2 separate regions of the Homo sapiens genome follow, and region 2 is linked to region 1. A link is a contact called in ENCODE Hi-C or POLR2A ChIA-PET data. All regions are on one chromosome and are shown on one strand. Each heading gives the region's core, a stretch centred on a gene start or an enhancer-like site at or near the end of the contact. The rest is flanking DNA. Distances are from core to core; before and after follow the strand shown.

Evidence for each region. A loop is a pair of places that touch in the nucleus more often than their neighbours do. ChIA-PET counts read pairs that join two places held with the same protein, here RNA polymerase II (POLR2A).
Region 2: a map of DLD1 shows a loop between it and region 1 (4-fold over the local background). The contact joins two enhancer-like sites. A Hi-C loop is called at or near these places in 1 of 168 maps with a recorded cell type or tissue (DLD1). POLR2A ChIA-PET finds 5 or more read pairs at or near these places in 2 of 52 experiments (RWPE1 and activated CD4-positive, alpha-beta T cell).

The regions. Positions count from the first base shown.
Region 1 is chr2:44,041,877-44,047,036 of GRCh38, reverse strand. No RefSeq gene overlaps it. Among named protein-coding and RNA genes, the nearest start is that of LRPPRC, 48 kb to the right of the region's middle. RefSeq lists an enhancer at 2,734-2,783. Within about 2 kb of position 2,661, at least 4 of the 41 ENCODE cell types and tissues checked have a DNase peak (open chromatin) inside an H3K27ac peak, as active enhancers do.
Region 2 is chr2:44,322,899-44,328,058 of GRCh38, reverse strand. It overlaps PREPL (prolyl endopeptidase like), which reads left to right. Exons shown (of 14, transcript NM_001171613.2): 10 at 1,131-1,347; 11 at 4,648-4,797. Among named protein-coding and RNA genes, the nearest start is that of PREPL, 36 kb to the left of the region's middle. Within about 2 kb of position 2,743, at least 4 of the 41 ENCODE cell types and tissues checked have a DNase peak (open chromatin) inside an H3K27ac peak, as active enhancers do.

The DNA of each region.
Region 1 (5,160 bases), core at 1,412-3,911:
TCCCAGATACTTGGGAGGCTGAGGCAGGAGAATCGCTTGAATCCGGGAGGCGGAGGTTGCAGTGAGCTGAGATTGCACCTTTACACTCCAGTCTGGGCAACAGAGTGAGACTCTGTCTCAAAAAAAAAAAAAAAAAAGAATTTCCACTTTAAAGAGAGTCAATTACTTTTAGTCAGTTCTCAAAAGACCAAATCCTACCACTTAAATGTGACCCAGGTAGGAGAGAGACATTGCCTTGATTTTCACAGCTTTCCCCTGGCTCATCTCTGACCCCAAGGTGCTCTGTGTTCACTGGGCTGATTTTGCTTCAAAGTTTCAGCTTCTCTTTGTCGTTTCCTCAGCCAGCCCTGTGCCCTCCCTCTTTTCGTCCCATCTCCTCAGTCCCCCCGTTGTGTAGCCTTTACACAGTCTTCTCTGGTCTAATCTAATCTCCAACAAGCTGCCTCTTTTGCTCCTTTCTCTCTCCACAAACCTAATATATCTTGATGTGTCAACCTTTGGGCCACTGAGGCTGTGCTGACCTCTTCGGGGAGCTTGGCTTTTGTCCTACTAGGTAACCCCCTCTCCTGGGAGCTGTACCAACCTATTTTTCATCACATTTGAGCCTGGTTTTCTAAAAAAAAAAAAAAACCTAGACAGGCAGGCAGCCCACGCTGACTAAAGCTATGAACATCTCTCCTTTCTTAAGGGGTCTTTCTCCCTCCTCTCTGCCTGTCTGGCAAGAGCCAGCAGCCAGAGGTGGGGGTGGAAACCTCAGTTACCATCACATCAGCTGGATAATAGTTCTATAGATGCTGGACATGCCGACAAAGGGGCAAAGTATTCTGTATCATAGCATTTTTATTATATTCTATTATAATCATGTATCTTTCTATCATAATCAGGTATCATGCATAATCATGTAGCTGTCATATTTGTCTTAGTTTGCTAGGACTGCCCTAACAACATACTACAGTCTTGGGGGAGGGGGAATGCTTAAGCAACAGATACTTATTTGCTCACAGTTCTGGAGGCTGGAAGTCCAACGTTGAGGTGTCAGCAGGTTTGGTTTCTTCCGAGACCTCCACTCGTGGCTTGCAAATGTTGACCCGATTGCTGTCTCCTCACTTGGTCTTTCCTCTGTGTGTGATTCTGTGGTATCTTTTAGTCCAAATTTCCTCTTACAAGGACATCAGTCAGACTGGATTAGGCCACCTTCTAATGGCCCCACTTTAACTAAAGGCCCTGTCTCCAAATACCATCACATTCTGAGATACTGGGAGTACCTCAAATTTCCCAGTAGAAAATTTATAGGGGACAGAGTTCAGCCCATAACAATATTATTCCCCAATTCCATCATCGACTTACACTGAAGTCAGAGCAAAAAAGATCAGTCTCAAATTGCAGTGTGTGGGATTTCAGCTAGATGTAAGAAAGGTTCAGGCACTCCCAAATGGAGACCCTGGGAGTGGGATCTCAAATGGGAGAGGGGAAGGAGGGTAAAGATGAAAGCAGGCATCCTAGAAAACATAATACATTTCCAATTAGTTGATACCCTTTCTAAAAGGAGGAGGCTAAGCCAGATGATTTCTGGATCCCAACATTAATTTATTCAATCAATCACTCATTTAGCAGACATTCACTGAGCCTCACCACGCAGCAGGCACAGGAATCCAGAAGCAAGTCCTTGAAGGTTCTTGCCCTTTAGAGAACTTGTACTTATTGGTAAACCCTGGGTAGGATGGGAGGAGGGCAGGGGCAGCCAAAAGAAGAAGGGTGAAGAATGCTCTGAGGCGTGAACATTAATGAAAACACAGACCCCAAGCCCAGTGGTCAGCCCAGGCTTGTACATTTCTTTCCTGGCACTTAGCAGTGTTTCCTGGCACTCAGCAGTGCCCACACCCAGAGTAGAACCCTCTGTTTTTTTTTTTTTTGTTTTTTTTGTTTTTTTTTTTTGAGACAGTCTCGCTCTGTCATCCAGGCTGGAGTGCAGTGGCATGATCTTGGCTCACTGCAACCTCCGCCTCCCAGGTTCAAGTGATTCTCCTGCCTCAGCCTCCCGAGTAGCTGGGACTACAGGTGCGCACCACTACACCCCGCTATTTTTTTTTCTATTTTTTTTTTTTGGTATTTTTACTAGAGACAGGGTTACGCCATGTTGGCCAGGCTGGTCTAGAACTCCTGACCTCAGGTGATCTGCCCGCCTCGGCCTCCCAGAGTGCTGGGATTACAGGCATGAGCCACCACACCCCACCAGACCCTCTATTTGATAATAGGTTGCATAAAGCGTAACCTCAAGTTTCAGACATCCTGAAAGACCTCGAACCTTGGGCCAGCCCAAGAAAGCTGGAGACATTTCTCACCCCCATACGGGGACAGGCAGGTGGGAGGAGGGTGTGGCTGGCAGCCCAGTGGAGTCACCATAGCCACAAACCATGAGGTTTGGGATCAAGTGGGCCCTAACCCTGATCCCACTGCAGCTGCAGGAGACAGGCAGGCGTTCCCTGTTCTCACATCAGACACTTCTGGGGCCTTCCACTGAGGATCGGTCACACCCTCCCTGGGGAGCCCACTGGAGGCCCCTGGGAACTGCTCAGGAGTGTGTGGCTACTGCCAGCAGAGGCCGGGCTGCCAGGGCTGGCTGCTTCCCTCTAGAAGGAGCCGGAAGCTTCCATCTAGAAGGTGAGCCTGCCATCTAGCGTCCCAGTCTGGGCCGCGCAGGGACAAAGGAGCTTTCCCTGCACTGTCGTGTTGGTCACATTCAGCCCCACGGCATATTTAACTGCTGCCCACCTTCTCCCCACCATCGTGAGGTGAGAGCAAACCACCCTCGTTTCAGGGTGAATTTGATTTTTAGAAACAGCTGAAAGTCGTTCTAAGCCAAATGGTTATTGGTGGGAATTCAAAGAGTTTCCCCTGTGGCTTACAACTGTCTAAAGGCAGGTGACTATTTTCAAGTATTTATATATATATATATATATATATATATATATATATATATATATTACATATAATAATATCTATTATATTATATATTAATTATTAACTCTAATATATATATTAGAGTTTCGGGAGCAATTAAAAGTCTCATTGTTTTCATGCCAACAGTGTATACCATGGAACTCAATGTTTTCATACAGAACTTAAAGTACATCTTCCTCTTAGAAATGAGTGTAAGTGCTATCTTTTCCATGCAGACCTAACTTCTACAGGAGAGGAAGAATGGTCTGATTTATTCGGCTGCTGAGGGGAGAGTTATCCACACTGAGCCGGGGATGGAGCCTGGGATAGAGTTAATAATCGAGATATATATAAATAAAATATATCCTGGACCTTCGGAGTTAAGCATTTAATCCAGCAATTGGGCCCTGCCTTTGGGACTGTTTGTCCCAGGGCTTTTTGGGGAAGACTTAGATCTAGGAAAGGGCTAATGGAGGGACATGGAACAGGAGATCAGCTCTGTCCCTGCTCCTCAAAGAAGGGCAACTGCAGGAGGTATGCAGCCCAGTGCCCAAGCCAAGGGTGGCAAAGGACGTGGAGCTCATCTGAGGATACAGGGAAAAGCACCAGAAAGTCAAAGCCACAGTCCCAGATATTTGTTTCTGGTGTGAGTGGCTGAATGCTGCTGCTTCCCTGGAGAAGAGCAGAAATCCAGGGCCCCAGAATGAGCCTGACCGGGGTAGGGTAAGGGGGTGGACAAAGGGAGCCCTCCCCAAACTAATGATGATCTCTGGAGATCAGGCCTCAGTTCCTGAGCAGCCTTGAGTTCCCTGTGTCCTGGGAAGGCCTTGCTGCTACTCCTAGAGCCCCTTTTTTCCTGGAGCAAAGGGTAGACCCCTCTACTAGGATCCTTGCTGACTTCCACCTTATCTGAGCACAAAGAGTTGCCTTCGGTTAGAGACTAGGATTTAGGTGTGGCCACTTTGGGGAGGGTGGATTAATCTTTTTAACATGGAAAGAGGCCAAGAAAACAGGGCCCTCATTTGGCCTTGAGAGCCTGGCAACTCCACTATTCCCTTTGATTAGCAAAATTCTAGAGCTCGAAGAATACCAGATAATATATGCAGAAGGAAGAAAAAAAATTTTTTTTTTTTGAGGCAGAGTCTCACTCTGTCGCCAGGCTGGAGTGCAGTGGCACGATCTTGGCTCACTGCAACCTCTGCCTCCTGAGTTCAAGTGATTCTCCTGCCTCAGCCTCCCGAGTAGCTGGGACTATAGGCGCGTGCCAACACACCCAGCTAATTTTTGTATTTTTAGTAGAGATGGGATTTCACCATGTTGGCCAGGATGGTCTCGATCTCTTGACCTCGTGATCCGCCTGCCTCAGCCTCCCAAAGTGCTGGATTTACAGGCATGAGCCACCGTGCCTGGCCTGAAAAAAATTTTTTTAAATCACTAAGACTTGAAATGACATAATGGACTTAGGTCACAATCAACAAATGCTAAAATCATCAGGTGAAAGGTTAATGGAGAACTTTATGGGATGATGCTACCTAAACCCATTGATCAATCCTATTAGTATTAAAAGTGAAAAAAAAGATATTAATATTATATGTCTCACAGTAATGCCACCCTAGAAAGTATAGGTGCCTAAAAACATTGACCTTGAATCTAATCAAGGCCCAGATATAACTATCAGTTTACAGAAAATATGGAGGATGGAAGAATATGTTAACCACTCCACAGTGAAGCAGACAGATACGGAACTTAAGACATTATACAGAACAAATTACCTGATTCCCTGTCAAATCAGTGACAAGGGTGAACTGCTTCAGAATAAAAGAAACGAAAAAGACACAACCATATGCAATATGTGGAGTTTTAAAAAACAACTGAAAAAAGATGTCTTTGAGATAATCAGGTAATTTGAATATGGATTGAGTTTAGATGATATTGAGGAATTGTTCTTTTTTTTAAGTAAACAATGACATTGTGAAATGTATTAAAAAGTCTTATCAATTACAGATTAAAACTTAAGTGTTCCAAACGAAATGTCAAACTACCTAATATTTGCTTTAATATACACTAGAAGGAAAAAAGAGTTGGGGGAGAGGAAGCAAGATTGGCCAAATGTTGATAATGATTGAGGCTGGGTGATGGATACATGGAGATTCTTTTTATTCTGATTTTTTGAGTATATTTAGAAATTTCCATAACACACACACACACACACACACACAC
Region 2 (5,160 bases), core at 1,494-3,993, 280 kb before region 1:
CCGCCTCAGCCTCCCAAAGTGCTGGGATTACAGGCATGAGCCACCGTACCAGCCCGATTTTTTTGTATTTTAGTAGAGACAGGGTTTTCCAATGTTGCCCAGGCTGGTCTCGAACTCCTGAGCTCAAGCAGTCCGCCCGCCTCAGCCTTCCAAAATCATGTCCTTTTATTTTTTTTATTTTGTTTTGTATTTTTTTGAGATGGAGTCTCACTCTGTCTCCCAGGCTAGAGTGCAGTGGCGCAATCTCCGCTCACTGCAACCTCCGCCTCCCAGGTTCAAGTAATTCTCTTGCCTCAGCCTCCCGAGTAGTTGGGCTTATAGGCACGCACCACCACACCTGGCTAATTTTTTCTATTTTTAGGAGAGACGGGGGTTTCACCATGTTGGCCAGTCTGGTCTCAAACTCCTGACCTCAAGTGACCTGCTCACCTCAGCCTACCAAAATGCTGAGATGACAGGCTTGAGGCACTGTGTCCAGCCCCCAAAGTCATGTCTTTTAAATGACATGCTCTGTCACCTCCTTGCCCTTATACATGCTGTGTCGTATCTGTGTCTTAATGCCTTTTCTTTGCCCTCTGGAAACTCAAATTTTTCCTTCACAACTCAGTTTAGGCATCATCTCCTTAAAAGCATTTGTGTTCCTGACTCGTGTATATACCCCTCACCTGGCAGATGGATGTTCTTTCCTCTGCTCCTGTAATACCTTAAATACACTTGTATTGTAGCAATGACACCACATTGCTGGGTAAGTCGTTGTTTTCTTACCCCACAAAATTACTGTCTTCTCCACGGTAGGGGATTTTCGTTTGTTTCTACTTTTAAGGTCTGTACTTAATCCCTGATAAATGGGCAGGCACTCAAAATATATTCGTTGAATCAATTCTGGATTGTCTATATCAGGAGTTGGCAAACCTTTTTCTCTAAAGAGCTACATAGTCACATTTTAAGCTTTGCAGGCCGCGTACAGTTTCTGTTGCACATTCCTTGTTTTCACTCAACCTTTAAAAAGCAAAAACCAGTCTTAGCTCCAGGGCCACACAAAAAACAGGCCTCCAGGTGTAGTTCGCTGACCCCAGCCTACAGTATTAACTTTTTTTTTCCACTAAAACTTTTTTGCCCTTCAATTTCAGAGGTGGTGGTGAGTTAGGCCTCCAGTGGCACGCTGATGGCCGCCTAACTAAAAAACTCAATGGCCTTGCTGATTTAGAGGCTTGCATTAAGACGCTTCATGGCCAAGGCTTTTCTCAGCCAAGTCTAACAACCCTGACTGCTTTCAGTGCTGGAGGGGTGCTTGCAGGAGCATTGTGTAATTCTAATCCAGAGCTGGTGAGAGCGGTGACTTTGGAGGTGAGTACGCTCTGTCTCTACTGTTTATAGAATGGGGGAGGTGTGAAGCCATAGGCTACTCTAAGAAAAATGTTTTTGGGCTGGCACAGCGGCTCATGCCTGTAATCCCAGCACTTCGGGAAACTGAGGTGGGCAGATTGCTTACCAGGAGCTCGAGACCAGCCTGGGCAACATGGCGAGACCCTGTCTCTGCAAGAAATTAAAAAAAAAAAAAAACCTACCCAGGCTTGTTGGTAAGAGGATCTCTTAAGAGGTTGAGGCTGCAGTGGACCACTGTGCTCCAGCCTGGGCAACAGAGTGAGACATTGTCAAAAAAAAAAAAAAAAAAGGAAAGAAAAACATTTCTGTTACAGTTTTACCATAGCATAGGAGTATAACAAAGCTTTTAAGTTTTAAACTCAGAATTATAGCTTGAGGAGAACTTCTAAAGTTATTTTAATCCAACTATTAACCGTTATTCTTCTCTGATACAGTGTTCTTTATTATCTTTAAGGCTTTCCACTGAAAGATATTAATGGCTATTTCCATTGCTCATTTGTATTTGTAAGGACATTTAGAATTGGTGAAAAAGCACTGAAGCATATATGAGTCCCAGTTGAGAAAGCCAGGCAAAGCACGCTGTGACTCTGGAATGCACTGAGTCCTTTGGCTCCTGGTCACCTTGACAGGCTACTGCCCATCAACATTTCAGTCCTAGATTTATAGGCTCTTTATTTTTAGATAGTCCATTCTTAATGGTCGTTTGGGCATAGTTTTTCCGTATTTTAATTGAAATATCTTACCCTGTTCTGAAAATGATTATCTTTTCCCAGTGTCAGAAATTACGAAGTTACATTGTAGCAGTTGGTTTCACTGCTATCATTCTCCTACTTCTAGGTTACTCTGAAAAATAATGACTGAGATGGGAGAGAGTAAATTATTTTCAGGATTTTTTATTTTGAGGTTGGGGAGTTTATACTGTGGGCTTGTAAATAAGTGTTAAATAGTAGTCACCTGTAAGTCTATTTTTTAAAAACAGAAAAATGTGGAGAATAGCCTATGCACAAAGATAATGGCAGAATTATTTACAGTTTAAAGACAAAGCAACTAGATTTTGACTTTTAGAAATTTAAAAGGAAATGATGAGAAGGATATTTATGCTAGGTTGCTTATTATAGTGAAGACTAGGAGACAACCTTTTATACATGTATAAGTCAAATTCTTCTTATAAGCACCAAAAATCAACCCTAATTTAAGCAGAAAAGGGATTAAAGGGCATTAGGAAAATGTAGGTGTCTTCAGACCAGTGTTAGAGGCTTCAGAGCCAAAGGCATAGAATTGGCCCAATGAAACTATTACTGCCGCCACTGCCAAGCACAAATCACCTCACACTGCCAGTGCAACTTCTAGAGCTGGATATAGCTGTGGCACTTTTGCCAGAATAAATTATCTGTGATCACTGCTTCTTTGAATCACTAACTTTCCATGCAGAGTGTAAAGCACATGTGTCTGGTTGATAGACCCAAGTCACACATGGGTCACACAGCTACTCCCAAGCTGCAGGGAAAAATGGGAAAGAGAAGTCTAGCACTTAGTATCTCCACAGTGAGAGGCAGGCTCTAGCTGATAAGGTTGGAGGTTTTTCAAATGCAAAAAAGTTCATATGGTAGGCAGCCAAAAAGAATTACAGATGACTCACTATACTTGGTTAATGTTAATATGAGGGAAAGCTAAAAAGTATGTTAACAGAAGAAAATAAAGCTAAGTGAAAAATACAGCCTTCATTTTTGTTTTGTTGTTTTTGTGGGGTTTTTGTTTTTTTGTTTTGTTTTGTTTTGTTTTTTGAGTCAGAGTTTTGCTCTTTCACCCAGGCTGGAATGCAATGGCACACGAACACAGCTCACTACAGCCTCGACCTCTGGGGCTCAGGTGATCCTCCCACCTCAGCCTCCTGAGTATCTGGGACTACAGGCATGTGCCACCATGCCCTGCTAATTTTTGTGGTTTGTTGTTGTTTTGTAGAGATGTGGTTTTACCATGCTACCCAGGCTAGTTTCAAACTCCTGGGCTCAAGTGATTTGCCCACCTCAGCCTCCCAATGTGCTGGGATTACAGGCATGAGCCACCATGTGCGACCCAGCCTTCGTTTTATTAAATTTTGTAACACTAATTATAAGCCAATGGGTTGTTTTCTCTTCTTTCACCTTGGGTATTTTGCAGAGTTTCTTTACTTAGCGTTTTTTGCTTTTAATATAAAATGTCCAACTGGTCAAAAAGACTTTATTCCTTGTGTATTTTTTTCATTTAAAAATTTTTAATTATGGTAAAATACCATAAAATTTACCATCTCAACCATTTTTAAGTGAATAGTTCAGTAGTGGTAAGTGCACTCATAGGCTTATGCAGTCAATCTCCAGAACTCGTTTTTCATCTTAACAAAACTGAAACCCTGTACCGATTAAACAGCTCTCCATTTGCTTCTTCCCACAGCCTCTGTCTCTGTGAATTTGACTACTCAAACACCTCACATAGGTGGAGTCATACAAAATTTTTTGTGACTGGCTTATTTCACTTAGATTATATCCTTGAGGTTCATCCATATTGTAGCGTGGATCAGAATTTTATTCATTTTTAAGGCTGAATAATATTCCATGTAATATTGCATGTGTATACCACATTTTGCTTATTCGTTCTTTGGTTAATGGACACTTGAGTTGCTTCCACCTTTTGGCTGTTGTGAATATGCTGCTGTGAACATAGGTATGCAGATCTCTTTAAGACCCTGCTTTCAGTTTTGGGGATTATATGCCAGGAGTGGAATTGCTGGATCATATGGTAATCTTAAGCTTAACTCTTTGATGAACCACCATACTGTTTTCCAAAGCAGCTCCCCCATTTTACATTCCAACCACCAGTGTATCAGGATTCCGGTTTCTCCACATTACTGCCAATACTTGTTGTTGTTGTTGTTGTTTTAATATAATAACTAACTGTCCTAATTGGTATGAGACAGTAGCATTTATTGCTTTTATATAAGAAAAAATATAAATGAATAAAAGGTACTAAGCTAAAAATAAATATTGTGAAATTAGAAGATAAACCATTTCTTGTTATATGTCATTTAAGGAATCTGAAGACTTTAAAAGTAGGTTATAAATTACAGGCCCTGGTTAAGGACTGAGTATTCTAGCTCCTAGGAATCTACATGGCTTGAGTTATTTTCTCTCATATTAGTATGTATATTCATAAAATAGAATGTTTTTCTGAAACTCACTTACCAACCTCTTACTTGAAGTATAAGTTTCTTTGCCTTTTTTTTAGGCACCTTTCTTGGATGTTCTCAACACCATGATGGACACTACACTTCCTCTGACATTAGAAGAATTAGAAGAATGGGGGAATCCTTCATCTGATGAAAAACACAAGAACTACATAAAACGTTACTGTCCCTATCAAAATATTAAACCTCAGGTAGTGAAAGACAATTGTGTTAGATTATCCTGAATTTACACAGAAGATAATAAAAAAAAAACTTATCCAAGCTGAAGCAAAAATAGGAGCTTTAGAGATGTTTCTACTTATGATGCCCAAATATCTTCAGCACCATCTCTGCTCATGCTCCATGTTTAATACCTCAGGGGAATAGACTTATCATGCCTTAATTACTAAATTAGCTAAGGTCCTTTAGTCAAGAAAAGGCTATTCCAGATAACAAGTAGTCTACTACTGTAATACTGAGGCGCTCTCAAGATAGCAAGTGAGAAAAAGCATAGAGCACTTACAGGGAAAAATTGGAGGTAATTATTTTTCATAGTCTCTATAGTGGCAAGGGAC